3 separate regions of the Homo sapiens genome follow, and all the other regions are linked to region 2. Evidence: chromatin loops called from intact Hi-C (ENCODE). Cell type or tissue: adrenal gland. All regions are shown on one strand.

Region 1 (8,000 bases), 240 kb before region 2:
GGGCCCCCCAACAGTTGCCCTGCTTTGGGAGGGGGTTGGAAGGGGCTCTGGGGTCTGGACCCTGCCCTTGGACAATGTCCTCTGGATACTGCCTTTGGATTCTGTGTTGGACACTTACCTTCTACGGTGACCGCCGGCACAATCAACTGCCCCCAGTGGGCATACAGAGGCTTGGACAAAGGAAGGCTCCTGGTCACAAGTGGCAGGGCTAGGTCTGCCCAAAGCCAGGACTCTTTGAGCCTCCTTCAAGGTGGTTGAGCCCATGCCCCTCATTCTACGGAGCTCAAAAAGGAGACCCAGAGACCTGAATCACCTGCTCCAGGCCCTCTGCAAGAGAGGGCTGAGCCAGCCTGGCCACTGAAGCCTCCCAACCCATGGTGATGTCGCTGGGAGGGAAACCGAGACACCACTCTCTGATCTTACCCCATTCCTGGACCCGCTACATCCCTTCAAGGCAGCCAGTGCAGGCTTGGTTCTCACCCCCATTTTGCAGGTGAGGAAACTGGGGCCTAGAAAGGTAAAGTGACTTGTTCATGATCACACAGCAAGTCAACTGCCTCTGTTCCCAGGATGCTTTCTGTTTTGTGGCCATGGTTAAGAACAGGGCCTTTGGACAGAAACCTAAATCAGTAATCTTGACTCTGCAACCAACTAGCTCTGTAGACTTTGGCAAGTTGTTTGAAGTCAGTTTCTCCCTCTTTAAAATGGAAAAGGATGTTATAGGGTGGTGCTGGGGTCCTTAGCCTGGTACGTCTGCCTGGTACTTTGAAGCACCCCACAAGCAATGACCATTACCATTCCCCGGGAGCCAGCCAGGGCCAGGGTGGGCGCTGGGTCTGCCTGGCTCAATTCCCTCTCTGAATCCAGGCCCCCACTGGACAGAGGCTGCCCCGGGTCTGGAGCTCCTGGCGGAGGTGCACCGCCTGTCTCTCCCAGGAGCGGGAGCGCGCTGAGCCTCTCCGGGGGCCATGCCATTGTTTTCTTCTGCCCCAATCTGTTTTGAATAAACCACGTTTTCATCATCTTGAGCAGTAATCCCCAGCATGAGAGGAATATTGTGAAATGTCAGCCCTTTCTGGAGGAATCTCAGCAACATGTTTTTTAATGTTCAGCATCACATATGGGGACAATAAATACTGAAAATATGTGGAACAGAACAGAATGGAAGAGTGCTTGGCACTCGGCTCTGCTTCCTGCCGCCCTGAGTCTGATTTTTGCATCACAATAAATTAGCCAAGGGTAGGAGAGCCCCAGAGGCTCCCTCATGAGCCCCCTGACCCCAGGAACCAGGCTTTGAATTCCCGGGCTCCAGTCTCCGGGCCCATCCCCAGGTGTTCCCAGGAGAACTACATGCTGGTCCCTCACAGGCCATGCCCCACGGGTGTCACCTGCATCAGCGCTTGGCACACCTGCTAAGCCGAAGCCATCTCCCCGCCTGCAGATGCGGTGCTGAGACTCATGAAAGGGGCGCTGGCTGCTGGTCACAGAGCTGGGGCCAAGCCTGGCTGTGAGGACACAGCGCCTGGTGCTCTTTTCCGGTGAGGGCACAGGCTTCCAAACTGCCAGAGCTGGGAGGACCTCAATGATAAATTCACCTTGTCCATCCTCCTCATCCCAGAGGTGAGGAGGTGGAGGCTGGGGGAGGGAGGAACTCACGCAAGGTCACATAGCATGCTAGAGAGCCCATGTTTGAATCGAGTCTAGACCCTGATGAGATGCTTGACCTTGGACCAGGCATCCAAGCTCTCTAAGCCTCAGTCTCCTTATCTGCAAAATGGGGATGATACTCACCCTTCAGAGCTCCTGGGAGGATGAGGGGAACCACCCACAAGAGGCTCCCAGAACTGAGCTTGTGGCAGGAAGGTCAGCTTCTCTTCCTTCCCCACCTGCATTCTTGTCTGCAGCACGGGATATGAATATTTGCCCTGCCTGCCCTGTGGAAAAGCAGTTGAGGGAAGGGGATGTTCCTCATCAGTGATAAAGCAGTGGCCTACCTGTACATTTGCATCAGCATCATGGCCGGCTCTCCAAGGTGTCCGGGCCCTGGGCAGTTGGCGTCAGCCAGCTGGACAGGCTGACCAGAAAGCACAAATGACCCCAGGGAGGGCCGGCAAGGAGGGCAGGCGAGCTTCTGCTGCTGACTGCATCCAGCCCAGTGGACAGAAGGTCACTCTGGGAGCGTGTGTTCTGCCTTTTAAAGATGCAGAAGTTCAGGTTCAGAGAGGGGAAGCCACTCACCTGTGACTGTCCAGAGGGAGTACCAACCCCACAGGCAAAACCCAGGCATCCCCAGAGGCCAGGCCTCCCGCACTGGGGTGTCTTGGCCACCCAGTGGTTCTTCCCTGCTGGCTTATGCTCTGCAGGCACCTGGGAGGCTGCCCTGCTGCCCACCTCCCTCCATCGTCTGTTCCATGCTGGTCACCATCTCCTTGGGTCTCTCCAAGAATGCATGCGCTAGCTGACAGAGGGGCAGGTCCCAGCCAAGAGAGGACTTGGGTCAGTCTCGACTCTGGCCCTTGCTGTTGGGTGGCTGTGGATCAGTCATTTTACCACTCAGCTTCTCTTTTTCTTTTCTGCAAGGTGAGGGTAACTCTCCTGCCCAGGACTGTTGGGGCTTAGGACTGATTTATAGGACATCCCTGGCAGCTAGTAGGTGCTCAATAAATGAGTCACTGCTGCTTTCTGGGATGAGTCTTCAGGCTTTTCTTCCTAATCTGCACCGGTTTCCATCTGTGCAGGGCCTGTTTTGACCTTGTCTCAAGCTCCCCAGGGTGCCCCCACAGCACAATTTTGGTTCCAGCACCCCCCTCTGCCCCGCCCCTCCCCTGCAGCAGCTGGTTCTCCAAGGCCTTACATATAAGTGAGTCATCTGTTTTGGTCTGGGTCCTGTTGGGGACACTGCCTCTCTCAATCCCTGGCCAAGTGACCTGGCTCTTCCCCAGCAAATCATGAGAAGCACTCACCTACCCACCCCTCCAGCCAGCCACCCACCCCTCTGCTGGTCCCCTCCTCTGCTCCGTTTCTCCAGCCATTCCTGTGTTTGGGCTTTCACATCCCCCTTTACTTCTCTTCTTCACTGATTCATTCACCTCCTGGGCCAGCACAGGGCCTGGCACATAATAGGTGCCCAGTAAAAATGTGTCCACCGATTAGTCCCTCAGCCATGTGTTTGCCCCTTTCCCAATCTTTCATTCAGCAAACCTTTATTGACCTGCCTCCCGACTGCTCAGGGAATTTTTGGGACTGGATCTTGGCAGGGGGAGTCCCATGAAAATGGCCAGAAGAGGAGAGGAGGAGTCCCAGGGCTGGGGGAAGGCAGCAGGGGAGGTGGTTTGAGGTGCTGGCCAGGAGTGGAGGAAGCGCTCAGCCTCTCAGGGAAGCTCAGCTGGGCAGGGCTGGGATGAGCCTGGGAGGGGCAGAGTGGAGCTTCGGCTTGTTTCGGATTAGGAACTCCTGACCCTAGGATGAGTGGGGTAGATGGGGCTACAAAGAGAGAGAGATAAAAGAGCAGGAGAAGGGGCTGGGGGATACCCAGGCGGAGGAGGCCTGGTGTTCAGGTGCCCACAAGGGGCCAGCATGAGTAAGGAGAGAAGCCCAACATCCTCTCTTCTAGGACAGAATCCAAGGTTTGCTCAGTAGTTGAGGAGAGAGGGCCTTAAAGGGGAGCCACCTGGTGGCAGCATACCCAAATTACCGACTAAGCCCTCAGATGAAATGGTATCTGGAGTGGGAGGTGTCATCCCTGCCACACCTGGGCAGTGCTGAGCAGCTGGACTTCCTCTGAAAGCCTGAAGGGACAGTGTCCACACAGCCCTCCCTGCTCTTATCTGTGTTACCCCGGAGGCCTGAGGCAGTGACTGGTGATGGCTATGTTCACAGGGCTCCTGTATAGCCCTGAAGCGTCTGTCTGGCCCTGAAATCTTCCCCATACTACAAAATGACTACCCTTCAATCCCCCACACACAGAGCTCCTGGAAACCAGGCCAAGGAGCCCGGGGACGTGGGTGGGACAGAGTGATGGGGAAATCATGCCAGGGAGGGCGTGCCGGGTTGTAAACGCTTCCACCCTGGATCCCCATTGGGTGGATCCCTCGGAAAGGGCTATCCCCCACCACATACTGAAGGATAGCAGGAAGGCAGGTGGCCCCAGTGTGGGGTAGGGTCCCCTTGGCCAGGGTAGGAACTCTGACGAGTCAGAACCCAAACCCGATCAAGCCCACTGCTGTCCACGGCCCCCTAGAAATTGTGACTGTGACTTCCTTCCAATCAGCATGGCTTCTGGGCTGGGTCTCTGGACAGGCCTTGAGGACATGGGATCCCATCCGGCCAGGCCACAGAGGAGAGCGAGACCCTGCAAAGCTGCATGGTCAGTCCAGGCCACGCAAACTCTTGGATCTCCACTTTTTGGCTCAGCTGCCCCCAAAGTCATCCTTGGCTCTATTTGCTCTCTAAGCCTCAGCAGTAATATTAATAAGGATAATGATAGCAATGGCTCCCTGGGTTCTGGGCTCTATTCTAAACTCTTACCCCATTCAGATTCATTTCATCCTCACAACCACCCCAGCAGGCAGGAGCTACTGTAAATCCCATTTTACAGGTTGAGAAGTGGAGGTAATTTGCCTGGGTTGCACGCTGTTGCTACGTGCCGGCGCTCCACACCCAGCCCTCTTAAACATGGTGTGGCTGGCAGTGGGGGGTGGGAGCCAGGTGGTGACCCCAGTTGCATTCTCAAACAGTGGCTTTATTTCACAGGGTGAAAGGCAGGGCACTGGGTGGTAAGACAGCCTGGAGGATGATGAAATGTCATTGGGAGCCTTGGGCCTCGGGGTCTGGCTCCACTTTGGTCCAGTGGTCCAGGAGCAGTGTGGAGTGGGTCCTGCAGGCCCAGGATGGGGCCACCCAGGGGCTTTAAAGCGGGTGGCTCTATGCCCTGGTGACCACCCAGTCCCTCTGCCCTGCTCAGAGCCTTCCTCTCCTGGGAAATTTAACAGACAGCTGGGCTTCTGCCCAGTCCCTCCAACCCAACAGTCTTCACTCTGGCTCGCCCACACCTCTCAGGAGGCCCCTTGTGACGTGGTGTTTTCACACGTGATCTCATCAGCGCCCAGACCCAGCCTGGAGACCTGCGTTCCCTCTGCCTTGGCCCCCTTCCTGGGGGCCCCTCCAGCCTCTCTCATCTCCCAGCCCTAGGGCCCCTCTTCACGGTCCTTCAGGCCTGTAGAATTATGTCCTGATTCCTTGCCATTCAAAGCCTGCTGTGGTCAGGCCCCAGCCAACTGCATCTCTCCCTGTTTCCACCAAACCAGTGGCAAGACAACCCTGAACCCCCTCCCCTAGCGCCCTGCCAGAGCCAATGCTGTTCCCATTACCCAGAAATTCTCCTTGCTCCATCCCCCACCTTAACTCACTGACACCCTGCCCATCCCTTGAGATCCATTCCAAATGCCCCCTCCTCCAGGAAGCCTTCCTTCACTGAGGATTCTGAACCTCTGCTACATCTTTTTAGCTTTCCCAAAGCCTCCCTCATCCTTCAGTAGTTTCTTGAGAAAGAGTATATGGGAGGTAAATTTTTGAGAAGTTTTATGACCCACATTTTTATTCTACCCTTATGCTTGATTAATTTACCTGCATACAAAATTTCAAAATTTTGCTCCACTGTCTTTAAGCAACCATTGTCCAGTGCTACTCTTTTGCCTGATCCTTCATAGGCAAAGTAATTTTTTTAAAAATCTCTGTACATGTCTCCAATTTAGGAGCTTTTTTGGGGTTCTGGCCGGCTTTTTGGACTTCCTGTTTTTCTATAAACCTCGGTTTCAGCTTTCTCCACAGGGCTAAAGAAACGACCCTTCTCCTATCTGCATTCAAGCTTCTGAAATTTTACTGATGCCTCCTCTATCATACTCTTTGTCTTAGCAGATTTTCACCTTTAAACATCTCTTTACTGTCATGCCAGGGTGTCTCAGGAGTAGGCAGGGATAAATTCGTGTGCCCCATTAGCCCTATTTGAGAAGTCCCTTGGGAGCTAGCTTTGAAGTGCCTCCTGGCTACAAAGGCTTGGCGCTTTGCTCCCAGGCACCCGGGCTGCCCTCTTGAGTCACCTATGTAGGGCCCTGGTCTACGTGGTGAACGTCCCTAACCAGGAGCAACTACAACAAATCAATGAGGGCCTGTTTGTGGGTCTGCCGTGACGTAAGCGACGTGCTTGTTTAAGTGAGGCCCTCCACAACCTGCATCATAGCCGTTCTTATGGTGAAATGTTGACTGAGGCTGGATCCCAGTACTCAGGGAAAGACAAAAGTCTCAGGCCTGGATGGGTAGGGAATCACTTTGCAATAGGGGAGGAAGGGCTTGTCCACACAAAAGAACGATTCCAATGGACAGTGGATGCAGAAACACGGCCCTACCCTGTTGTTTGTCAGTAGTAGCCCACGGTCATAGGGGTGTCGAAGGCCTTACTTCTCTTCCTATGCCCTGCCCTGCTCTAAACCCAGCGGGCAGAGGGCAGTCCGCTGCACCCAGAGTCCCTGAGGCAGCTCTATTCCCGGGCAGCTGTTAAGCCACTGAGTGTCTGTTGCGCATTAACTACTATTACTGTTGCACATGGTGTGACGGACATCAGGGAACTCCAGGAGTTTCATGCCAGGAGTGCAGAGAGGGTTGGAGTAGTGGAGCAGTGCGTCAATCAGACAATCAAAGAGGGAAGGCAAGGAGGAAGGGGAGAGAAGAAGAGTTATTGCGGCCCCACTTATATTTGGGGTAGCCATATAATTTGTAATCCAAAGCGGGACATGTTTGAGAGTGTGGGGCACTATGAATAATAATGCAGGACCCCAGGCGTAACCTGGGCGGTCCCAGGCAAGCTGGGCTGTAGTATGGACTCCCTCCCACTTCAGTACAAGATCTCACTGAAGCCCTAAAACAGTCCTATAATTGGATGGCATTGTCTCCTCATGAGGGGACAGTCTCTCCGAGAGCACAGGCTCCCTGGTTCTGGGCTGTGTGTGAGTGAGGTTATGTGTGTGAGGTCATGAAGCCGGAGCTGGCACTGGATCTCAGGTTGGTATGATTCTGTCTTTTCAGCCTAAAACCTGCCTGTTCAGAGACGAGGTTGTTTGACGGGCTAGGTTAGGGGGTCAGGGCCTAATGGAAATAGGGGACTGGAAAGATTGGGAAGATTTTCCAGGCAGCTCAGGTACCCAGCGAGCCTGGGGGTTAGTTCCAGGTCCAGGCTCCTTAGGGCCACAGGAAACCTCGAGGCCATGGCCTGCCTGTGCTGGTGGGATCGAGTCAGCAAATCCACATCCCCCTGACCCAGCCATGCTCTTGGGCCCCATCAGAGAGGCCCCACGGGATTTTCCCCACTGTCTTTTCACACCTACATAAATCTGTGCACATGGTCACAACACAGAGAGTTAGGCCAACACAAGCTATACAGGTGCAATCCACTTGAAATGTGGATGTCTGCAACTTCACAGATATGACAAGAATACGCACGCGCAGACGTCAACATGCTCCATACACACACCCAGTAACCCTTACTTCGGCTTCATGTGCAATGTGTGCATAGGGGCCTCGGGCGGAGACTTTCAACAGTTACCATGTGCCTCACCCCCATGACACTCCCAACCTCTCTCCTGGGAACCCCTGCCCCCCTCTCGAAGGGTGGCAGCTTTGGGGCCCAGCCTTTATGCAAATGCCAAGCCACAGCTCACTCCATCTTTTCTCTCCTCTCTAATTGACTGTTTTCCCTCCTTGCTGGGACTGCGGGAGCCCCGGGTCGGCATTCAGAAGGGCTCTCCCCCCACTGCCCGGCCCCTCCAACCCGAGCTCCCGGCCCTTTTAATCTAGTTACTTTTCCATCAACACACTGGGAGAAAGACACAAAGGGGCATAATCGTATCTGTGGCTGTTGATGTTCAATTAACCACATAACCTTTAGGCGCTCTCTCTCTCTCTCTCTCTCTCTCTCTCTCCCCCCCCTCCCTCTCTCTCTCTCTCTT
Region 2 (8,000 bases):
CCCTGTGGACACACATTTGGACCTACGCAAAAGTTATCTTTGCTTTGCCAAGGATCTCTTTAAATTCTGAGTCTTTTCCCAAGAAAGCAAACTTGACTCCGACCAAGCCTCCAAATCCAATGACCCGTTAAAGAAAAGACAGGGCAGGGGGATGGGTGACGCTCCACTTTGCAGGTTCAATCAGCAAAGTCCCAATGGTAGGAAGCTCCACAGGACAGACTGCCAGTTTCTCCAACAACTCAGTGACACAGGGGAAATGGAAGCGTGGAGGGGAATATTTGGATTAGAAGAGACTTTAGGGTGGAGTGATTCCTAGATTATATCGTTAAATACAAAAGCAAAGTGCTAAAGAATATCTGTAACATGCTACTTTTCATCGAAGGAAGAGGGGAAGGAAAATAAAATATACGAAACCTGTTCTTTTGTGAAGAAGAAACAGAGGAAGGATAAATCAGAAACCAATAAGACGGGTTGCCTGTCGGGGGTGGTTCCTCGAGGGTGTGGGCATAGGTAGGAAAAGGGTGGATGATGGGAATGACACAGAAGAATTAGAGGGAGTGACACTGTGTATACCTTTTGAATCGTTCTGACTTTTAGAATCATGTGCATATTTCATGTACTAGATTAAAAATTTTTTTTAATGAGAGGAAACCCAAAATAGAATACAAACAGAAATAAGTGGCACTAATAGTTTTACAAATGATTTATATACTTCCACTGAAAAGATGGGGGAACTAACCTAAGAAACTTTGGAAAACAGTGTTTTTATTGCATCCTCAAAGGCTAAAAATGAAAAGACGTATATACACATATCATACCATGACTAGTTGGTCAATTTTTCACAAGGGTATGGGTCACTGATTCTGAAACTATTTTACATGCCTTCTGGAACTGAGCAAATCAGTCAATAGATGATGGATAAGGAGATCAAAGATACACCAAGACGGAGAACCCTGTGATACTGGATTAGAATTAGGGGTGTCAGTAAGAACTCGTGGTTTTTAATGTGTATACAGGTGTGTGTGTGTGTGTGTGTGTGTGTGTGTGTGTGTGTGTGTGTATTTCCTAGTCTAGCTGCTGGGAGTGCCTAGAGGTAATGAGAGCCTGGTGGCAATGAGCACAGCCAGCACCCAGATCTTGATTTCTAAACACCAGTCTCAATACAACAAACCAGGGCTTCCAAGAGAAACAGCTCGTTCCAGGGCCAGGTCAGAGAAAGGACAGGAGGAGTCGGCAGCATCTCTTGATGCTATAGAGCAAGGAAGCTCCCAAAAATGATGTGGCTGCGGCAAACCACACGGGAACCATGGGAAGGGGGTCCCCAAAATGATGTGGCCGCGGCAAACCATACAGGAACCATGGGAAGGGGGTCCCCAAAACGATGCGGCCGTGGCAAACCACACAGGAGCCATGGGAAGGGGGTCCCCAAACTCAAAACCATGCGGCCGTGACAAACCACACAGGAACCATGGGAAGGGGGTCCTGATGGCCACAGCTGGGACAATTTGAACAACAAAAGTCATGGTCCATAGCCATAGAATAAAATAAGAATCCATAAGTCTATATGGATATGGAGAAATGAATGAATACACACATGAGGCAGAAAGGAAAGCTCTTACTCACAGAAGAATTCCACTAATGAAATGTAAAAGGAATGCTGAACATAGAAAAATCTCTATTCCATAAACACCTCAGCAATCATTGTTTTAAGCAAGAATCATGAATGGATGTTAAAACTAGTAGGCAAAAATATGATAAGAAATAAGCTACTTACATAGCCTCAAATTATCTCCTCACAGATACTTGTTAATTACAAAGGGAAAGAATGGTAAGTGAATAGTGGAGAAATTGGACATCCCAGCCCTCCGAGAATGAGAAGGACAGCATTCTTTCTGCGAGATTCCTGCCAAAAATGCATAACCCAAATCTAATCATGAAGAAACATCAGACATAACCCAATGGAGGGACATTCTACAAAATCACTGGCCAGTACTCAAAAAAAAAAAAAAGCAACAACAACAAAAGAAAACAAGATAAAGCGAGACTGGGAAGCTCTTTCAGACTAAAGTAGACAATTAAATGGGCAAATCTAAATGAGACCTGTCAATGAGATAAATCTAAGTGAGATTTGTAGGTTTGGTGATCATATCGTGCCCATGTTCCTCTCCTAATTTTGATCATTGTACTGTGTTATGTAAGATGTTAATATTTGAAGAATCTGGGTGAAGAGTATAATGGGAATTCTTTGTACTATTTTTGCAACTTTCCTGTAAGTCTGAAATTATTTCAAAATGAAAAGTGAAAAAAGAAAGAGAAGGAGAGGCTGGAGAGAGACCACACTCAGTCCCTCTGGGTGGAGCTGGTATGGGGCCTGACTCAAGCAAATGGGAAAGGAAATTCTGCCACCCTCAGACGAAACATCTGGAACCTGAGCTCTGATGATGACGGCCTGGCCCTGCCGCCTTTTAGAGACGTGTACTGGAATATTTCCAGATGAAATGCTGTGAGGCCTGGTTTTGCTTCTAAGTAATGCAGGAGAGGGGAGTTGGTCGGGGGTGCAGATGGGACAGAACTGGCTGGGGGTTAGGGCGTTAGGGTTGGTGGAGTTAGAGGGTGGATGCCCGGGGCTCATTATTCTCTTCTGTTCACTTTGGTGTAGGTCTCCAAAATAAGTTTAAAAAAAAAAAAATCCAGACCAGGCACAGTGATTCATTCTTGTAATCCTGGCACTTTGGGAGGCCAAGGTGGGAGGATTGCTCGAGGCCAGGAGTTTGAGACCAGCCTGGGCAACATAGTGAGATCCCATCTCTATGAAAACAAACAAAAAAAATGAAAAAAACAAAACCCTCCAGAGGCAATTCTTGGCCTGGTCAGGAGGGGAAGGAAGATGCCTGAGGGATGGCCAATTCCACTCCCTGCCATGCCCCTTATACCCTCCCCTCTCAGTGTCTGTCCCCACCAGGCCCTGTTCAGCCAGCCCGGGGCCTCTTCAGATTCCTCTCCAAGCTGAACCCTGATCCCCCAAATCCTGATTCAAGAAGCCCTCAGTGGAGGGTCCTCGTTTCCACCCACCTGCCCCTGCCCTTATGGGAGAAATGAACTCTAACCTGAGGTCCCTGGCCACGTCTCCCTGAAGCCCCTCCCCTAGCCCTGCTTCCTCTTCCTCCCCTGGGAGGAACGCTGCAGCGTGAGAGTGTCCTGCTGGCCCAGCCGGCTCCCGGTGGGGGTGCAGAGGAGGCCTGCTGTTTGTAGTTCTGATCTTCCTCTGTGTTGCAGGATGCTCTGCATGCCTGGACACCCCCAAAAGCCATCCACACCTTAAGTCGCTGGGACCACCAAAAATGTGTGCATACCATGGAGAACAACAATGCTGGCCTTTCCTGGTCTTCGTCGCCAAAAATCTGCTGTCGCAGGAGGTAGCACGTACCTGGTGCGATAACATGCTGGGGAAGGGGCAGCGGGAGAACATCAGCCTCTCCACCCTACCCAGACCGGACCATGGGTGCCCAGGCCGAGGGGAGAATGAAGAGACAGGGAGGGTCCACAGGAGGAGGCATGTGGTGGATCCCAAGGTGAAAAGCCCAAGATGGGCTTTCAGGACCTGAGGGCAGAGGGGAACTGAGCCTGTGCCCCATGGAGTGCCTGAGTGTCAGAAGATGACCATGGCACTGCGGAGATTCCTGTGCCATCGAGGGGCACGGGAGCCATCACGTGCTCTCCTTGCCCATGCTCCTAGGGTGGCTGAGAAGCTGCAGGGGAATTTGGGGGCCTGAAGGGCCTGTGGGCACAGCCACAGTGGAACTCATGCATGGATGCCTCTGAGGACATCCAAGACCAGGCGCTCACACACGCACGTGCGCTCCTCACAGTCCTCACACTCTGAAGCATCACCCAAGGCCCTAACCACAGAGCCCATGGCAGTGAGCAGCGGGAACCAGAATGCACTCAGGCCCAGCGTCCTGGTGCAGCAGACACAAGAAATAGAATCCATGTCCAGCTCTGGGAGATACACGAAGTGCCCCCTCTGGCACACCTGCGTGTGTGCTTTCTAAAAGACTAGAAAGCAGGAGGCAGCATCGTGCCGTGAAATGCCTGCCATGAAGCAGGCGGCCTTGTAGGCTCAGCACTGAGCCAGAAACACCAGACATACAGCCGACCAGGAAACTCAGGCCAGCCTGGGGCTCCCTGCCACACGCACAAGGCAGGGAAAGAAACCGAAACATAGACCGTTGCAGGTGAAGCCCCTGTACTCGGTGTCTGTTGCTATGCTGGGTTCATCCTGACTCAAGCCTCCAACACACCTGGGCTCTTGGACAAGGGCTAGGTCAGACGCACAGAACCCACTGTCCCGGGCCTCCCTCCCCTCCTTCCAGACCGGCCCTCGATTTTCTTCTCGGAAGAACTGCTGTGGAGTCAGGTGTCCCAACTGTGACATTGGGGCGCCACCTGGTGGTCATTATGCATAGTACTGTTCCTCCTGAACCCGTGTGTGTGTGTGTGTGTGTGTGTGTGCGCGCGCATGTGCGTGTGTGTGTGTGTGTGTGTGTGTGTGTGTGTCCCCGTCCCCATTTGAGTTCAATGGGCCACTGGCCAGGAGCAGCTTGGAAATGAGTAGCCTTTACTGCCTGGCAAACCTGATTTCAAATCCCAGCTCTGCTACTTACTTAATAATTGATCTTGGACAAGCGACTTAAATTCTATGAGCTTGCTTGTTCATCTGGAAAATGGGCATAATAGTATTCCTTCCCTTGAGCTGGGCACAGTGGTTCACACCTGTAATCCCAGCTACTCATGATGCTGAGGTGGGAGGATCACTTGATCCAAGGAGTTTGAGACCAGGCTGGACAATATAGTGAGACCCTGTTGCTAAAAAAGCAAATATATTAGCTGGCTGTGGTCGTGCACACCTGTAGTCCCAGCTACTAGAGAGGCTGAGGCAGGAGGATCACTTGAGCCCAGGAATAAGAGGCTGCAGTGAGCTGTGATTGCGCCACTGCACTTCAGCCAGGGCAAGAGTGAGACCTCACCCCTAAAAATAATAGTAAAATTAATAATAATAATATGCCCTCCATTACTGGGTTGTTGGAGGGTGGTCATAAACTGAAGCCACCACCGATTCTTCTACCCATGGTCAGCAGTGCTGTTTTCACACGGGAGGCCGGCTCCTGCACGAGGGCACAGGTTTCATGATGGATGACTCTTGTTTCTTCCCGCTGCCTCTCAGTCATGTTCCTGCCTCACATATCCCTCACCACCGAGTGCAGTCTTGAACTCACAGCAGGAGCTCCCTGGAGTCAGTGGGCACCCATCCTCAGCCCAGCACAAGCCCTGGCTGATGTGCTTGGTCTAGTGCCTTCTTTGTTCATACTTTTAACTGAGGGCTGCTGTCTGTTTGGAGCTGGTTCCATACCAAACAGCATTAATGGAGGCTCGGCAGGATGGGAGCAGGGCCAGCTCAGTGTAGGGTCTGGTCTGCCTGAACAGGGCCTGGAGTGTGCCTTGAGGGGGCATTCAGGCCTCTGCAGATGCACAGAGCAAGGAGAGGGTTGGGGAGCAGCCCAGGGGCCGGCCAAATGGGTCACTGCCAGCTATTGAGGGTTGGGCTGGGCTTATCCCAAGGGGCACAGCCAGTAAAAGTGGGCCCCAATTGCAAAGCCCAGATGTGGAGTGTGCTTTCCTTATAAGCCTCAAGGCCCCCATTCCTGTCCACAATTATACCTCATTAGAAATAGATGATATGGCCAGTGGCTTTCAGAGGGCTCCAGGGGAGGTTTTCCCTGTGGTAGTGAGAGTACACTTGCTCACCAAAGGAGAGAAGGCAGGCGCGCCCCGGGTACCAGCCAACCCCACTCTACAGCTCAGGCTGCCCCACCCAAGCCTGCATGAACTGCCCAGGAGGAGAGATTGGGTCCACGCTCCACTCACCAGCCAGACCCATCTTGGACATCTCACAATCTTCCACCCTCTCTCTTCAGGACCTGGCTGACCCCATGCAGCACCTGCTCACATCCTGAGCAGCAGAGAGGAGCTGCTCCTCTGTAGGACTCAGGAAGCTCACTAGCTGGGCAAGGCCAGGACAGGCATCCACAGCAGAGGAAGCCACGTGGGCCGAGGCGTGGGACAGAGGTCACGCAGGGGAACAAGGAGGGACTGCGGGCGGGGTGAGAGGCTGAAAGCCTATGGCCCCAGACACCTGCTCGGGGTTTCTGCCCTGATCTACCTGGGGCATGATCAGATGAGACCCCACAGATAAACTTGTTTTGTGAATTGCAGACACCGATCAGTGCTGAGCGAGTATTCTAGCTCTAGCTCTGGGAGCATCAGAACTTGGAGAGGTACAGGCCAACTTATCCTCTGTTCCTGATCCTCAGCTCCTCATACTCAATATTGAAATCCAAAAAGCTCCCCCAAAATTCAGTTTTTTTCTTTTTTCTTTCTTTTTTTTTTTTCTTGAGATGGGGTCTCGCTCTTGTCCCCCAAGCTGGAGTGCAATGGCATAATCTCGGCTCACTGCAACCTCCACCTCCCCACTTCAAGCGATTCTCCTGCTTCAGCCTCCTGAGTAGCTGGTACTACAGGTGCCTGCCACCACATCCGGCTAATTTTTGTAGTTTTAGTAGAGATGGGGTTTCACCATGTTGGCCAGGCTGGTCTCGAACTCCTGATCTTAGGTGATCTGCCCGCCATGGCCTCCCAAAGTGCTGGGATTACAGGTATGAGCCACAGTGCCCGGCCCAAAATTCGATTTTTAAAGGAAATCATTAGGTAGCGACACCTGCCCTGTCCCAAACTGCAGCCATTTCCGGTCTGACTCATCCCGCTTTGTGGGAGGTCGTTCATCACGGTGGAGAAAGCTTGGCGAGTTTGATGAGCGGTGCTCCCCAGGCCCCCCTGAGGGTGTTCTGTGACTGGCAGTGTTGTTTAAAATCTGAACATTCTGTGTTCCAAACCACAGCTGGCCCCAAGAGTTTTGGATTGGGGTTTATGGACCCCGATCCATGAGGGGCAGAAGTTGAAAAGATCTCCAGGCTTCTCCAAAATTTGACGTTCCTAGAACTATTTGTAACTTATAATTCTAATTCACTTATTTCTCGCCTCTTTTCTAATTGTTAACACTACACTGCGGTAGATTCCAATTTTTAGTTGTATATTGCTACATTTTTTTTGGTCAGTGTTCTGGTCAGTTATTTAGACCACATTGCTTTAGTCTGAAGGCTTGAGGGCAGTCTTTAATTTAAAACAGCTTAAAACATCCTTCCTTTCTGTCTCCTTCCCCATCCCACGCTAGGCCATCAGAGCATCATAGCCAAGCTGCAGTTGCCTCCCGCCGTCTTCTCTCTGGCCCTGCCTTGGGCTCTTGGCCTGCCCTGTGTCCCGGAGCTTCTGGCCCCTCTGGGAGCCTATGGTGCCTTCCTCAGATCAGTGTGTTTAGATTCTGAAATGATGCAAGGACAGCAAGGGAAACCAATGATCCTGAAAAACAGTTGTCAAAATGTTTTACAATTGTGGCACAGACTTATATGTACAAAGTAGGAAAACCACAAGTGGTACTTTGAGCCACCTAGAAGGATGATACTGTGAAGTGAACCTCTTTGTGATGGTGTGTGCTAATGAAACTGGTTTTGGCCTTTTTTCTCCCTCTGCTGTGGGTGCCCGTCCTGGCCTTGTCCAGCCAGCCAGCTCCCATCTGTCCTTGCTTCCAGCTTCCTCCCAGCTGCCAGAGATGTGAGCAGGTGTTGCGTGGGGCTAGCCAGGTCCCAGGGACAAGAGATGCAGGGTTGTGAGGTTGTGGATTGGTTTTGGTGGTTTGGTGATTGCTGGTTGGGCTCACGCTCAGCTCCTACCACATGCCCCGCCCCCCACCACAGGGCAGCTCCCTTCTTCACAGCCAGCAGGACAGTCTTCCAGGCTTCAGGGCTCTTCCTTCCCATCACACTCCCTTTTCAGTCTCACCTGATTAGGTCAGGCCCACCCGAGATAGTCTACCTGTTGATGAACTC
Region 3 (8,000 bases), 140 kb before region 2:
CTAAGTGCTTTCCCATATAGGATGGTCCAAAACAGGCTTCAACAGGTGAGTCTCTACTGTGTGCCAGACACAGCCACCCTTTGCCTGGGATCAGGGTGCATTGAATGCCCACCGTGCAGCCCCCTTAAAGGTCACACAAGACAGCCATGGTCCTTGCCTCGTGGAAGGGGACAAGAGAATGAAGAGGGGTTTACAAAGAGCACAGAGTAATGCTGACATAAGAGCTAAAGCTACAGAAGGAAAAAAAAACTGAGACTTGGCAGAGTCAGTCACTGGCCCAAGGTCACCCCCTGGTCTTGGCAGAGGTGAGGGCAGCACAGGGTTTGATTGCAAAGCCCAGGCTCTTTCACAGAGCGTCACAAAGTGCTGGTTGAATTTATGCCACCATCGCCACACTACAGGGCTGGCACCTTCCACTCCCGCCTTGAGGCAGGGCTCATGGCCTCCACTGCTGCTTGGACTGAATGAGTCCACCCACAATCCATAGGTTGGAACCTAGTCACCAAGGTGATGGTATTAGGAGGTGGGGCCTCTGTGGGGGGTGATCAGGTCATGGCAGGGGAGCCCTCAGGAATGGGATTAGTGCCCTCATACAAGAGCTCTGCCACCCCTTCTGCCACATTAAGGATGCAGTGAGAATATGGCTGTCTGGGAACCAGGAAGCAGGCCTCAGCAGACACCAAACCTGCTGGTGCCTTGATCTTGGACTTCCCAGCCTGCAGTACTGTAAGAATTCCATTTCTGTTGTTTATAAGTCACCCAAACAAAGTACTATCTATTTTGTTACAGCAGCCCAAATAGACAGAGACAATCACAGTGCAACCACCTTGAATCCACCAGCCCCTAGGGACCCCAATTTCCCTGTGTTCTTGGATCCCACGCCATGGAGACTACACAGAGTAAATGCTCAGGAAACACTTGCTGGGAGAAACTTCTTCAGAGCAAGCTCCTTCCAGCTCTGACAGGCCATGGGTCTGGCAGGGTCTGCCATGTTGACTGGGCTTTAGCTTGGCAGGTTAGGCAGTGAGCAGAGAGCAGAACCCCACAACAGGAAGGCGGGGGGCATAAGTGTGGCGGCCCCCCCTTCCATAGCCACACGTCGTCTCTAACCACTCGTCAGTCAGAGATCTTCCCAAGGAATAGAGGGGTGGCATTGGAATCCTCCTGTCGTCAGTGCTTCAGGCTGCGCCGTGCCCTCAGTCCGCTAGATTCGAGGGGAGCATGAAGCTTCCCTCCATCCCTGCCCTTGGTGGTAGGATGGGGGTAGGCAGAGACAGGAGAAATGTTGGGGGAAGGATGAAGAGCAGTGTGCAATCATCCAGAGAAGGGTACACAGGTGGGAGGCAGCACATAATAGGGACCAAGACTTCTCCATCCTTGAAGTCAATATCATCTATTTGTCATCCTCTTACGAGTCTTCAAGAAACAATAGAAATCAACAAGAATGAGCGGCAATAAGCCCATTAGCAAACAAGAAGGGAAATGACCAAGCTCATCAGTAATTAAAGAAATGCAACCAACAATCTTTCTTTCTTAATTATTGAAGAGGCAGTGATTTAAAAAATAAAATAAAATGGAAAACCCAGAGCCGCTGCCATAATAAGGTTAGTGCTGTGTGCTTGCTTGGTGGGGTGTCATTCTGCTGGCAGTTTGACCATAGGTATCAAGAGGCTTAAGAAGGATGATGGCTTATAATCCAGCAGCTGCATGTAGGGTATCTGAAATACAGACCAAACTTATGAACAAAGATGCTCACCATAGCGTCACTTATTATTTTGAAAAATAAGAAACAGCCTCAATGTCTTATAATAGAGGGTTGGTAAATAAATTACGGCCCATCCATTAGATAGAATATCAGGCAGCCAATAAGACGATTCTCAAAAAGGACTGCTAACAATGTGATGTGCCATTGGGATGGTCTGAGTAGAGCAGAGGGCTCTAGTTGACTTAAACAGTAAGGGGTGTGCTGTCTCTCAGAGCCAGAGGCAGGTCGTGGGACCTCATTCCCTCCAGCTCTCCCCTCGGATACCTCCTCTTGGCTCCTCCTAAAGCTGGTCTTGGGTTGCAAGGTGCAGCAGCTGGCCCGGGAATCCCATCCAGCTGCCACTGTGCCCAGAGGAGGAACAGGGACTTTCTCTTTCAGGATTGAGAAAACCCAAGAGGCCCCCAACAAACTTCCCCTTGGTCTTGTAGCCTGCAAGCGGGTGTAGGCCCATATGTAGACTAGTCCATGGCAGGGAGGGGACAGGCTCTACCAAACCTGGCTGTAGATGATGTCCAGGGTGGCTGCAGGCAGGACCTCCCACCTCACGTGGGAAATCATGTTACAGTGTAAAGCAGGAAAAGCAATAGCACCCCCAAAAAGTATATAACAGAAATTACCTCTACTGCCCTGGCAGCTCTCCTTTAATTTGAAATCATTTCAAAATAAAAAATATCTGAGATTACTTTCCTAGGTTACTTTAGCAAATCAGTGAGAGGTGAAGAGAGTGCACTGATGGTAGTAACATCTGTTTCTGTCATCATTTCCTTTTATTTTCTTGATAAAGAGGAATCAACTGTAACAACCTCGTTGGACTGTCTTGCAAGGGGTGGGTATTTAGTCAATACTAAAGCTATAGAACTGAAATATGCAAATAACAAATGTTTAAATTTGTTGCCTCCCCTTCCTAAATTGTATGTATAGCATGACCACAGTCTCAAACTGGGAGCAGAGCCAAAAGCTGGTGTGCAGGTAGTTTATTTGGAAACAGTTACCAGGGACTAGCCTGAGGGAACTGGAGAGAGAAAGGGGAGGAGGGAAAACGAATCCACCAAGAGCACATGGTTCTGTTGACCATCACTGTGGACAACTGGAGCTCCACCCCACTGGAGCCTTGTAAAATGTGGCTCAGACCAGCCACCCAGGAAACAAAATGGGGAGCGTTTGTCCACTGGGTCGCGTTCATGGGCAGAGCACACCGCACTTCTGGGCTGGCCATGCACAAAGGCTGAGGGCTGCAACATTGGAGAGGCACCAAGGGTGGTCACAGGCAAAGGGCCGTCACCTCTGCACAAAGCTGCTGCAAACCCACACGGAGCCAGTCTCCCTTGAAGTGGTGCCCAAGAGGTGTCTGAAACATCCTATAAAATCAAAAGCCCTGCACCCCGGCACACAGTGAGCTCGAGGGCACAGATTCTACCATAATCAGCTCTTCGGCACCACTGAAGGGAGGATCTCAACAAATGTTTGCTGAAAAAGAATGAAAAGCTGATAGAGGAAGGCACAGACAGGTTAATGGTTACCTTTGGGTGGGAGGTTAAGGGCTTCCCCCGACCCCATCTCTCTGTATTTCCTATGCTTTCTCTAATAGAAACGTTCTTTTCATGAGGAAAACATTGTATTTTCCTGTTTTAAATCCCCTCAATAATTTCAGAAGGTATTGCAGAGGAAGAGTGAGCCTCTGACAGATAAATGCTCTTTTCTCTCGAGTGATCTGATGACAAAGTCATCCACAGAGACTGGTGTTTCCCACTGGTCATTTTGATCTTAGCCAGCCGGTTGTCATAAATAAAAGGGCCGTCCCTCGCAGCCCAGAAGACAGGCCATGGGTTGAATGCTTTTGTTCTTTTTCTGGGAGTGAGGGGTACTGTAGACTGAACCAGGCACGTGGGCTAGAGAGGAAAGAACGCTGGCTTCAAAGCTGGCCAGGCTCTACTCCTGGCGATGCCCCCACCAGCCGAGTGACCTAGGGCAGGCATACAGCCTCTCTGATCCTCCAGTTGCTCTTCTCCAAAGCAGTTCCCGGCAGAGCTGGAGGAGGATCGGGAGCGAAGGGGCCTTCCTCACCCAGTGGGGCTCAACAAAGATCAGTTCTTGTGCCGTCCTTCCTGGTTTGTGATCAGACCATGCGAGGGAAAGCCGGCCCTGACAACTGCCTGCGGTGGGGAGCCAGGGAGGACAGGGCAGTGGGCGGGTGCAGCAGGCACAGCAGCCAGGACTCCCAGTGCCCGGGCCTGGGCCCATCCCCTTCACTGCATGGAGCACAGGTCAAGTGCCAAGTGTCCCGCGATGACCATTGATCACACAGCCCAAACAAGCCCGAGATTTGGTTTTATTTCTCCTCTGGAAATTTAAGGACAATAGCAGTCTCTTCCTTAGGAAACTTTGGAGTGGACCAAATCACATGTGCGTGGCACTTGATTAACAATGGCGCTACAAGGGAGTGTTTGATGTGCACCAGGGACTCTCAGCGTTTCAGTCCTCACCATAGACCTGCCAGCCCAATAGGAAACTGAGGTGGACAGCAGGGAGGAGAGTAACCTGTCCAAGGCCACATGGCTTAGTGGCTCAACTGGGAATGAGACCTGGTCTGACTTCAGAGCCTGAGCTCTGATCCCCTACGCTGTGAGTCTCTGGACACGGCGGTGCTGCTTGTTTATTTTTGCAGCGGGGTGCTGTTGTTGCTGACACGTCTGTGCCCATGTAAGGCTGGGCCTGCTGCTTCTGCTGGAGCTGGCCCTTTAAGCCTCCCGGGTGTGGGGAGCCTGCCCTATGGTGCAACCCTGTTCCCTGGAGCTGGCGGCATTACTGCTACAGTAAGGAATGTCCCTGGGGAGATTTAGTGCCTGGTGATAGACATGTGGGCTTGATTTACCCCCGCACTGCTCCATTCAGCCCTAGGCAGGCAGTGCACCGGGGCAGAGTTGGTGAATAACTAGAGAAACCAGAGGGGTGCACAGGGTGCTGGGCGAGGGGGCACGGAGCCCGCAACTGAAGGGCACTTTTCTGTGCCAGGCCTGTGATCTCAGCAACTACTCAAAACAAGCCTATCAGGTTACACATCCATTTTACAGAGGAGGAAACGGAGGCTCAGCGAGGTGAAGCCACCTGACCCAGGGAGTAGTCAAAAGAACTGAGGAAATCTTTGCTTACTGCAAGGAAGGGCCTCCTGGGACCATGGCATTTGTCTGAGCCTCTGGGACCAGGCCCTGGGGGCTCCGAGCCACTATCCCAGCCCTGCCAATCTTCCTGTCACCAGAATCCAGACCCTTCTCACAGGGCTCTCAGTTCTGCAAGCCCCCTGTTTCCAGTTAGTGAGAGACTCCCTTTATCAGCCTTGGCAAGGAGCCCTTCAGTCTGCCAAGCCCACCCCTGGGCCCTGGCAGGGTCTCTGGCAGGAATGGCTGGAGGGGCTTCCCTTTCTGTCTTCCATGCCGTCTGGGGACCTTCCCACCTCCTCCCCTTTGTCCTTGCTGTCTGCCGTCTGCCACCCCCTCTGCCCATCCCTCCTGTCCTGCCCAGGTGCCGCCTCTGCACAAGGCCTTCCCTGACTGTGCGCTCAGGGCTCTCCTCTTCTCTCTGGCCTTAGTGCCTGGTGACTGCACAGGATGGAGAGCTCAGCTCTGGCCTCTGCGGTTTTGCCCTCATTTCTGATCTCTCTCATCTGGCCACCTCCCCAGGAGATCTCAGGAAGATACCCTGCCAGGGCACCTTGAGAAGTCAGATGGTGCCATGGGCTCTTCCTCGCCTCCCAGCACCTGCCCAAAGCATCAGCCGGTGAGGACCTTAGCGCCCCAGTGCCCTCAGCTTCAGCAGCTGAAGGAGGCTGCTGGGCCTGGAGGGGAGCAGAGCTGGGCCAGCCAAGGGTGCGCATTGTGTGGCTATGCAGCCTGGGTGTGTCACCGCCTGGTACGCCCAGATGTAAGATGAGTGGGCTGACCCAATTCCTTTAATTCCATCCCTTTAGGAGACTGAGGTTCAGTCTCCACACTGTGCTCATTAAGGCAGGAAGGAGGGAGCTGCTCATGGCCCACAGTGGCCTATCATTTGGAGTTATTGAGCACAGACTGTGCCTGAGTTAGCCACAGAGCCCTGAAGGTGCTCCCGCCCCCCGGTGTCCTCATGAAACCTTGAGTTTCACTCATCACGGTGCTGCTATTGCAGATACTCTACTGGGCGGATGCCACCTGCCTGCTGCTTGCAGGATCGTAAATGGGCAGTGCCCAAGCAACAGAGCAGGTAAGCAAGGGAGGACATCCCCCGATTCCTCAATGGAGGAATCACCCCTTTCCCAGGGACACTGCAGATCTGGCTTAACTGGCCCTGGCGGAAGAGGACCTGGGATCCTTGATTCATTCACAATGTATCAACAATGCACCACATCTGTTGTGTTTGCTATTGCTTCTATTGCTTCCACTGCACCTGTTACCATCAGTATTAGTTCCCATGGGGCTACTGCAATGGTCACTGGATGGGAATCTGGAGACCTGGGTTCTAGGCTAGCCTCTGTGTGTCCTGAATTATTCACGTCACCTTTCTGTTGTGTTTGTCAGCACCCTCTCTGTTATAAAGAACAAAATCCCCAATAACACATTTCAAAAAGAGAATTTGTTGGTCACATAATTGAAAGCTCCCATAGTCTTGTGGGCTTGAGGTACAGGTTGACCCAGTGATTTTCGGAAGCATCAGGCTCTGGTGCTATTCTGCCATTCCTTTTGTCCTTCCTCCTGCAGTATACTGGGCTTTCTCCCTAGGCGCAGGCCCTTCAGGAGATCAGAAATACCTGCAACAATCCCAGGCCACATCTTCTCACATCCCTGATCCTGAGGAAGAGAGGGCCTGACTCCTCTCACTCCTGGCAGAAAGGATGCCCGTTGGGCTAGCTTAGGTCTCAGGCTGGTCCCCAAATCAATCACCATGACCAGAGGAACAGAACGTGGGGGTTGGCTTAGCTAGAATCAGAAGCCCACCTCTAAGACGAGGTGAAGTGGACTTTCCCAGGCCACATGGAGCAGTTAGGGAAGGCGAAGGTGGTTACGGATGGAGAGGATGCAACACAATTTACTTTGTTTGATTTTGGACAAATCAGTTACTCTTCCTGTCTCTACTTTTTCATTTACAAAATGAGAGCATTTGTCCAAAGTCCGTTTTCTTTATTTTTAAAAAGTATTTCACCTACCAAAATCAAAAGGATCCAAAGTCCCTTCTAAAGCTAATATTCTGAGACTGCCCGTCATCTTCATCTTCCGTGCTGAACCACTGAGACCACAGCAAGGGCCATAGCTTGCCTCATGCTGTCCATGAAGAAAGGGTTTCCTGGGCAAAATACTGAGACCAGGTCTTCACCAGCAAACAAGCATTGGTTGTGTTCTCGTTCTGTGCATGTGCACATGCTACTGCTGTGAAAAATCCTCGGAGGTATAAGGCCCAGTCCATGGAATTCGACAAACGTTGACTGGGTACCTACTGTGCACAGTGCAAATTAAACATAACAGTGACATGGTCCAGTTGGGAGATCTCCAGTTGCAAAGTCCATTGGTGCCTCCCAACAGTCCTGCGAGGTGGACAGATGACAAGAGAATAAGACAAAAGAGAGAGAGGCAAGAATGGCTCACGGTTGGTACGGCCATGACTGTTCTACGTGTTCAGGGGCAAGGCCGTGGCTCCAGGCTTAAGTGATTATGAAGGGGGAGTCACTTGAATGCACTTTGAAGGCAGGGCTGGCTACATTATTTGTGAGGCCCAGTGCAACGGGAAAACATGAATCCCTACTCAAAAAGCAGGAAAAAGTGCCTCTCAAGGTACTAACATATAAAGCTTTTTTCTTTCTTTTGTGGTTTCTCTCTCAACTTGTGATGTTTGTTTTGTTTGTTTGCTATTTAATGTTACTCTAGGTAAATAAAAGTAAAAACTAAATTATTAGTAAAGTTAAACTATTAGAATACATTTTACTCTTTATCTTTATAGTATACAATGGCAGTTTTAAATGCAAATATAAAAACATTTAACTCCTATGCAGAATCACTAAAATTACACACTTTGTATTTCAAAGCATATACAGCATATGTGTTTTGTTCTCACCAGAACAGTGGAAACAGTAGAATACTAACTCGACTGTTTTTATTTCACTTCTTATTATGCACACATTCTACCAACGCTCTCCACCTCAGCTCGCTGATGAGGAAGGAAAGACGTCAAGGAAAAGGAACTGCGGGTGGCCCTGTCTTTCCCGGTCCTT

What was found. Hi-C counts contacts between places; a loop is a spot of excess contacts. Peaks named below come from ENCODE experiments on the same cell type or tissue, not always from the same donor. Only the 100,000 strongest peaks of a DNase experiment are listed, where the experiment ranks them.
Region 1: it touches region 2 in a loop (4-fold over the local background); 17 of 110 quality-filtered maps call a loop at or near these places.
Region 3: it touches region 2 in a loop (2.6-fold over the local background); 13 of 110 quality-filtered maps call a loop at or near these places.

The regions. Positions count from the first base shown.
Region 1 is chr2:120,433,728-120,441,727 of GRCh38, forward strand. No RefSeq gene overlaps it. Among named protein-coding and RNA genes, the nearest start is that of LINC01101, 29 kb to the right of the region's middle. In adrenal gland, a CTCF peak has its summit at 3,695 (motif pointing left); no DNase peak of the experiment used is centred here; H3K27ac peaks cover 620 bases.
Region 2 is chr2:120,676,015-120,684,014 of GRCh38, forward strand. No RefSeq gene overlaps it. Among named protein-coding and RNA genes, the nearest start is that of GLI2, 56 kb to the right of the region's middle. In adrenal gland, a CTCF peak has its summit at 4,444 (motif pointing left); DNase peaks (open chromatin) are centred at 3,968 and 4,357; H3K27ac peaks cover 857 bases; H3K27me3 peaks cover 290 bases.
Region 3 is chr2:120,536,011-120,544,010 of GRCh38, forward strand. LOC105373585 (a long non-coding RNA gene) reads right to left here. Exons shown (of 4, transcript XR_001739681.3): 4 at 7,866-8,000. Among named protein-coding and RNA genes, the nearest start is that of LINC01101, 74 kb to the left of the region's middle. RefSeq lists an enhancer at 7,501-8,000. In adrenal gland, no CTCF peak of the experiment used is centred here; DNase peaks (open chromatin) are centred at 4,403 and 4,661; H3K27ac peaks cover 1,616 bases.